Regions from separate parts of the Homo sapiens genome. Here region 2 is linked to region 1. A link is a contact called in ENCODE Hi-C or POLR2A ChIA-PET data. All regions are on one chromosome and are shown on one strand. The core of a region is the stretch at or near the end of the contact, and the rest is flanking DNA. Distances in the headings are between cores, read along the strand shown. Region 1 overlaps RAD51B (RAD51 paralog B). Region 2 has its middle 180 kb from the start of RAD51B-AS1.

Evidence for each region. Hi-C counts contacts between places; a loop is a spot of excess contacts on that map. ChIA-PET counts read pairs that join two places held with the same protein, here RNA polymerase II (POLR2A). Pooled maps may share reads with other maps.
Region 2: a map of PC-3 shows a loop between it and region 1 (5-fold over the local background). The contact joins two enhancer-like sites. A Hi-C loop is called at or near these places in 15 of 168 maps with a recorded cell type or tissue (CD4-positive, alpha-beta T cell, CD4-positive, alpha-beta memory T cell, Calu3 and 8 more), 27 of 37 single-sample maps with no recorded cell type and 15 of 50 pooled maps. POLR2A ChIA-PET finds 5 or more read pairs at or near these places in 9 of 52 experiments (A673, B cell, CD4-positive, alpha-beta T cell and 6 more).

Annotation. Positions count from the first base shown.
Region 1 is chr14:68,249,398-68,253,429 of GRCh38, forward strand. All of the region lies in intron 7 of RAD51B (RAD51 paralog B), which reads left to right. Among named protein-coding and RNA genes, the nearest start is that of RAD51B, 430 kb to the left of the region's middle. Within about 2 kb of position 2,199, at least 7 of the 41 ENCODE cell types and tissues checked have a DNase peak (open chromatin) inside an H3K27ac peak, as active enhancers do; they include B cell, OCI-LY7 and PC-3, where a contact is called at or near this core.
Region 2 is chr14:68,504,397-68,508,147 of GRCh38, forward strand. It overlaps a transcript of RAD51B not described here. Among named protein-coding and RNA genes, the nearest start is that of RAD51B-AS1, 180 kb to the right of the region's middle. RefSeq lists enhancers at 1,002-1,565, 1,534-1,593, 1,566-2,129, 2,130-2,693. Within about 2 kb of position 2,500, at least 20 of the 41 ENCODE cell types and tissues checked have a DNase peak (open chromatin) inside an H3K27ac peak, as active enhancers do; they include B cell, OCI-LY7 and PC-3, where a contact is called at or near this core.

The DNA of each region.
Region 1 (4,032 bases), core at 949-3,448:
TAAAACCAAGTCTGAATGTATAAAATCGATCAAACAAAAAGGTTGTATTTTAATTACAAAAGCGTTCTTTGTAACTGGAACCACAATCGGATTTCATTAAATAGTGAGCTTCTGATGTGAATTGTAAATGTTTTAATCTACAAAAAAAAGTACTTAAATCTTGACTTTTCAGGAACCCACTTGTTATATAAAACAAAAACCAACTGGACTATAGTTTTACACACATACTTACATCACACCCTCACCACTTTCCGACTGGGAATCCTAGAGTATTTTTTAGTGTTTAGCTGGAGGTCCAGGTAGTGTCCTAATTTTGCACACACAGCCCTGGTGACATGAAAGGGCATTGTTGAAATGACCAAGTGAGTCATGGTAATCAGGGCAATCCTGTAGGTTAGAGATATGGGGGTCTTGTTTATTTGTTTGCCTGCTAGAGCTGCAATTCTTTCATAAACTACATGACTTTTGAAAATACCTCAAACAACATATATAAATCAGACCAAGGATATTAATCTCAGGCCACCGCCATAGTGAGGCTTTGAAGCCAGGGGAAGGTGGTGAGACCTTCTTGTTTGTTAAGGAAGAAATGTCATAAAAATTCCAAAGCAGGACTCAAATTTCCAGGGGAGAGGGCCTCTTTATTGTTTCCTCTAATAGCTGCTTTGGCGCTTTAGTGAATAAATGTGTTGCACAAAGTAACCCTAGATGCATCTGAACTTTAGTCTGGCTTGGCTCCCACTTTTGTATTTAGCATCCATTCTGAATTATTTATTTAAGATATTTTTGCTGTTGTTTGTCACTCCTTCTTCCTGTCTCCCTACCAGTCCCCCTCATTCGTCCTGTCTTTATTTTTACACTTCTCTAATTAATTGATATCTTCTGCTCTTAGCACTGCAGCAAATGTGCCTGCATTTTTATGTGGATCTTCACTATGCAGGCTATGCTTTTAAGTTTCTGGAATAGAATGATGGTAAAAATGAGTCATGGCTTGTTTCTATATTTGTTTCTGAGTCAAGAAGCTTAATTTTCTTACTATAATGCCTGAGATATCAAGCTATACAGTTTACTTTTAAGGGAAACAATCACAATTTCATCAATTCCTTTAAGTAGATGTTTTCAAATATTATAGAATTCTTTGGATTTGTGTTTCCAAAATGAACAACACAATGGTAGTGCTATTATTGTTTTAAGGAGAAAAAGAAGCATATCCAAAATAGGTAAAATCTTCCCCTAAATCCCCTGGGAACAGGCCTATGGGTGTTGCCCTGGCCTGCTCACAGCCCCAGGACAACCGGCATTAATTCACTGAGGGCCTCATACCTACATCTCAATGACTGCTTAAACCAGATACCTGAGGGTCTGGGGTCTAACAGAAGAAAAAAGGAGAGTAGAGCTGAGGGTTATGGAACATTCCCAGGAAGGGAGAGAATATCAGAAAATGCAAGACTGCCCCAGTGCAGCAGCAGTGATGCAGCCAGAGGTTACCAGAAGTTCTGGCACCTCCACCTTCATGGACACAAGCTGTATATATCAGTTTACCATGGTTTTCAGTGTAAAAAAGCAACTTATGTCCTTCAGTGTCAGTTTATTGAGCTCTTCAGTGCAGCCTCATAACTTATATTAATTGGGAGGAAAATGCTTCCAGAGAAAGGAGAGATGCTGGACAAAACAACTTTGTCTTTGACTAGTTGTCAAGGCCCTGCTGTTTGGAGTCATTGACAAGTCCTTGATTCTTGTATGACAGATCCAGGGGAAAAAAAGAAGTGATTCATCTTCTTCTGTTGCACCTTTCAAGGAGGAATTAAAAAAAAAAAAGATTTTGCTTATGGACTTAACATCACTGGCAGCAGTAAGTGGGCTCTGACTCTTTGCAAGGTATAATTTACCATTGTGCTCCTCCCTCCTGAGTTTATGCACCTCGATGAGCCCCGGCCCATTAAAATTCCTTCTTAAAAGCAGGAGGTGAAAAGAGCCAAGCGTGTGTTTTTTTTAGAGGAGAGTGTAGCTATACAAGGAAAGAGGTCCCAGTCCTTTTTCTATTTTAAATGCTGGTAAACAACTTGAAACCTGTTAAAGCTTTTGAAGGAATGTGGAGGAGTTGTCCTTTTGACTCTAATGTTGGGGAAAACAAAATAAAGGAAATAATTTTAAGAAAAGAGACTTTCCCATGATGAGCTTTAGTCTGAAGCATCCTGCAGGTGTCACATCTGTTCCTCTAGGTGTGCAGATTAATTTCAGTTGCCTCCATGTCTGCTGGGTCCATTATCTTTGCTCGGCTGGGTCCAACATCTTTGCTCATTTCTCTACTGAACTTTTTCCAACTTTCAGTGCTGTGCTTTTCCATCTCAGCCCTTGTCAAAGTATGAAATACCATTTGTTTGATGGTGAGACAGAATAGTGTTGTTTAAAGATGACATGCTAATACAGTTATGTAAAAATTCTCCATTTTGTAATGTTACAGGAAAAAAACACCAGTGTCCGTTATGACTGAACAAAGTTATCACTCAGCCATGTTATCTCAGTCATGCACATCAAGATTGACCTGTCTGCCATTTGGGGAAGCCTTCATAATTTGTAAGGTGCAGGAAGGAACTAGTTTTAATTGAGATTTAAGAGGAATGTCTTTCACAGCCAATAGCCTTTCTTTTTGAGTCCCTTATTTCTAAAGGGTCTTTTGCAACTTGTACAAAAGAGCAAGATCCTTCATTCCTCTTTTAATCCTACAGCCTGCAGGAGTTGAGTATACCTATAACCAGGCAGCTAAATTTTGAAACAAGGTGGTGAAGTTTAAAATTACATTTTAGCTGTGGAAATTTGAGCTTTAGAGAATGATTACGTTCTGATTGTCTTGGAAATATTCTCTGTATAGAGACTCAAATGTGGGTCTTCCCTATTATTTATCCCAACCTCTTCAGAAATTATATGAATGGAAGAGGGAGAAATAAGAGCCATCTAAAATTATGTAAATCTAGCTGGGATGTGTATTTTTGAATTGACATTTAAATATGGTCCTAGCTTATATTCTGGAGATTCAATACACTCCTCCAAGCCTTACTTTATTCCCTACTTCTTCACCACCCTTCCGTCCATCACTCATACACACATGTATGTGCACACACATGTCTTTTGCCAAACAATGGAGAAACATACATGGTATTTTAATAGGGTCACACTTATATAAACTGTTTTGCAACTTGTTTCTTTTTGTATAACAACATTGCAGGAAAAAATACACTTTATTCTTTTTTAACAGCTGCCTATTAAGTCATACTGAATATATACATACAAACCCATTTGTTATTGATGGATATTTAGGTGGCGTCTAATTTTTCACTATTTCAAGCAATGTTTCACTATTTCAAGCAATGTTATATGTTCTTTTTTTCTTAAAAAAGGAATGTAGCCAGGTGTGGTGACTCACTCCTGTAATCCTAGCGCTTTGGGAGGCCAAGGCAGGCAGATCACCTGAGGTCAGGAGTTCGAGACCAGCCTAGCCAACATGGCGAAACCCCGACTCTACTAAAAGTACAAAAAAATTAGCCAGGCATGGTGGTGTGTGCCTGTAATCTCAGCTGCTCAGGAGGCTAAGGCAGGAGAATCACTTGAACCTGGGCGGCGGAGGTTGCAGTGAGCCAAGATCATGCCATTGCACTCTAGCCTGGGCAACAGAGCAGGACTCCGTCAAAAAAAAAAAAAAAGAATGTTCCTCATTGTAAATTTGGTCAAATTCTCCATTCCAAAAGGCAGAAAAATATAAAGAAGAAATAAAAATCACTTAGTCATAATTGTCTATCCAGAGATACCTTTAATACTGTAGTATATTTATTTCCAGATTTTTTCAGTGTATTTGTTTATTAACAAAATTGGTATCATGCCATCTGTAGCTTTTTTTTTCATGTAACATTATACTTAAGATATTTCCTCACATCCTTCAACCTTTCTTTTGGAAAAATTTTTCTGTATGTTGTGTTTTGTCTTTTGTGAATGTTTGTTTAGTTTTCTGTTCTTCGCGTTTCTATTGGAATGTTAATG
Region 2 (3,751 bases), core at 1,250-3,749, 260 kb after region 1:
GTTTCCATTTGTGTACATCAATGAGTTTGCTCAGTCACAAGGGTGCCGAAGCCTGAGCTGGACCACTCACTTTAGGTAATGCCACAGCAGACAATCAGTGCCTCTGATCATGAAGACTGGAGAAATGTGTCTGGGCTGGGCCCATGCATGATGCTTGGGAGGGAAACTCTCCCAGTGGACTCTGCGACTGGGATGTGGAAGCTCAGACAGCTAGAGATGGGAAAGGAAACTTAAATTGCAAAGGAGTAATCCTTTTTTTTTCTTTCTTTTTTTTTTTTTTTTTTTTTTTTTGCTAGTTCATTTTCAATCATTCATTTCCTGGCTTAAAAAATAATTAATAGTAATAATCGCATATGGCTTTTTAATGGCTCTCCATTGCCAAATACTATTTAAGCACAAATTTCTTCACTAGACACTGGAGCCCAATCTACACACTTGATGGTGTGGCTCCATCTGGGACCCCAGTCTCATTTCTTGTTCTTAATTTCTGTACAGTTATTCCTAATTTGTGAACTGCAGACCTGCAAGAGGCCAGGGCGTTTCAGCAAGGGGTCCATAACTCTTAGTGCCACACCAAACATGGGCAGCAGCTGAAATCCATAGTATGTAAAACTCAGGCGAATTTGAAAGGCCGTTAAATTCCTAGCAGCTCTTTGTCATTACGTGTTTTCTTGGGTACGAAGTTTGACAATTGTTACAAGAAGGGGCCTGCATTGTGATAACAGTTTTCAACCTGGGATCCAAGGAACCCCACGGAGATTCCCTGAAGTATAGATGGAGGGAGCACGAGGATGGAGCAGGAGCAGATGGGGACACCCCATGCCCGCACACACACAGCTAATTCATCCCTGTAACCAGAGAGACTGTTTTGATCAGTTTTGTACACTGGGCTTTCTAGTAAGATTTTATTTGAAGAAAGGACTCTGCCACAGAGGTGAGTGGGGTAGTTTGCAAGCAATGGCTGCAGACAAAGTACATGTATTTCTAGCCAGTCCCTTGCCACAGTTCAGTGGGGCACAGTGAGAAATCTGTCAGCTGCCCGCTCTGTCCAGATCCACACAGTAAGAACTCTGGGTTTGTTAGTGTCTTAGATGCATTAAGTCCCATCTGGCTCTTAGAAATAACAAATGAACTTGTAGATTAGCCAATCTTTTTTTTTTTTTTTTTTTTTTGAGACGGAGTCTCGCTCCGTTGCCCAGGCTGGAGGGCAGTGGCATGATCTCGGCTCACTGCAACCTCTACCTCTCTGGTTCAAGCAATTCCCCTGCCTCAGCCTCCCGAGTAGCTGGGATTACAGGCATGCACCACCATGCCTGGCCAACTTTTTTGTATTTTTAATAGAGATGGGGTTTCACCATGTTGGCCAGACTGGTCTCGAACTCCCAACCTCAGGAAATCCGCCCGCCTCGGCCTCCCAAAGTGTTGGGATTACAGGCGTGAGCGACCGCGCCCAGCCAGATTAGCCAATCTTATTGTCAGTGCAAAGACAGTATCCACTTTGCATATGTACTGCTGAGGGAATCATTAGAACATTCACTGCTGCTGAGGGTCAGGTGGGGAATTCTTTATATACCAGCTTTTCTTGTGGGCCAAAATCCCTAGAGGGATAGTGGCCACTTGGGGTCCATTTTTATCTCCTTCAGTTTCTACCCAAATGTGTCTTTGCTTATGTGGCTGGGGCCTGCCACTCAGGCTTTCAGGACACAGTGTGCCCCCAGGCAGCCTGGGCCTAGAACAGTTGTAGTAATAAGAGGTGACAAAGCAGGACCTTGAGACAGAACTTCCAGAAATTCTTTAGCTGAGCCTCCGTCCTCCCAGCCAGGTTTCAGACAGGATGACACATAAAGAAATCTCTGAACAATCCAGAGCAGTGCACATTAGCGAGTGAAGCTCAGGCAGGAAATGGGAAGGAATGCCTTTGTCTCTGCTTTCCACCCTGCCACCCATAGCTCATTCTCAAAAGCCACCTCCCCAACACTCAGGCTCGGGGTAAATGCTACAAAACGTGGTGGAAACCTCTCACGACCTCCTCTCTGTTGCATGAACGCCTGTTAGAGGCGAAGGAAAACAATGGCAAACAGACCCAGGCCTGTCACAGCTGTACTGGGGCCAGCTGGAATGTGGCTGTGCGTGCGCGTGCATGTGTGCGTGCACGCCGGTGCACACGTGGGAATATAAACATCCTTGGCTCCCCAGCTCCTGTGTGCTGGATCGTGCTGAGTGGGCGCAAAGTTCTGCATGTGTCCGAGGCAGGGAGGGGCAGCACCAGCACACCTAGGCGCTCTCATTTATACATTGAAAGGCGGGTGGGGGGGACAAAGGAGAAGGTTTGGGAATGGCTGGCTGTGTGCCCGTGTATGTATGGGCACATCTCATTGTTGATATGTCTTGGGGGAAATTGAGGGAAATTTTGTGCTTGGGTATGTGTGCACACATGGTAGGCGCCCACACTCAAGTGTGCAGAGGGGGAAGCTGAAAGAAAGTTTCGAGATTCTGTGAACATTCTCAGTTAGAAAAAAATCTGGCAACTCCCCATACCACAGGTGGGTACACATTCAATGCTTGTGAAGTTCATTTCCTGTACTAGTTACCAGCCCTTGTTTATACAGGACACAAGATGTGCTTGGTAGCAAAAGCTCTAGGTCTCCGGGGTGAGTTGAGGGAGAGTGTGTATGTGGAGGGGGTGGGGAGGGAGTGTGGGCATCACCGCACAGGTGCTCTTGAAGTACACATGAAATCAATTTTCAATATTAATCCATAATTCCACTCATATATGTTCAGAGGGGAGAGAAAGTAGAGCTCTAATTTTAGAATGACCCCCTCCTTCATTGCTCCAGTGCTGTTTTAGCACCCAATCTGCTCGGGCCAGTGGCAGCTCGGGTGTCCTCGTGTGTGTTTATGGGTTTGAAACGCATCTGGCTTGTTCTTCTTTGAGCTTTACTTTGTGAGCCCAGCCCCAGGAAGTGTTTATGAGCTTTTTCACTTTGCTTTATTCTGGCTCAGCTTTGTTTGGTAGCACAGAAGGGTAGAGTTTGACATAAATACTCTGTTCTTTGTGTGAGGGCTTCAGATTGCAGAGGGTCCTAGGACTGGCATTCCATAGGAAAGTTGAGGAGTTTGACCCAACCCCATGATCACACACCTGTAAGCGAACATTCTGCACACCTCAATATGAGAAGAAACTGCACTCTCTAAACAAACTCCTGGGCACGTGACCTCCTCAGAGTCTACTTGCCAGTTTGTTCATCCAGATGGTGACCAGCTCACAATAGACACTCAGTGACTGCTAATTAACCATGGAATATTCCATTCCACTGCATTACCAAAGTGCCAGCATCACTCCTCAGCATAGCTCAGGACCTTGTCCAATCAGCTGTCTTGAACACCCACTTTGATCCACGGTTCACGTTCATGTTATAGTCATGAGCCCCTGCTCCTCCGCCAGTCTAGACTCAAGGAAGCAGTGGCACAAATCTCCTGGCTGTTGGGTTCCATGGAGCAGAGAGCCTGAACCCACCCGGAAACCAAGTCTAGACAAAACAGAGCTTTGAGGTTTACACCCACAACCTTTGTACCGTCGGAAGCAGAGGGTGCCAGGGGATCCACTACACGCTCCCTGGGAAGCAGAAGCCAGAGGTGTCGTGCTATTTCTCCATCTGGCCAAGGGTTTAACCCTGCTGAAGACTATTTCTGAGGGGAGTCTCCATGATGAGGGGACCCAAAGATGCTGATGGGGTCATTTCCCAGGCTC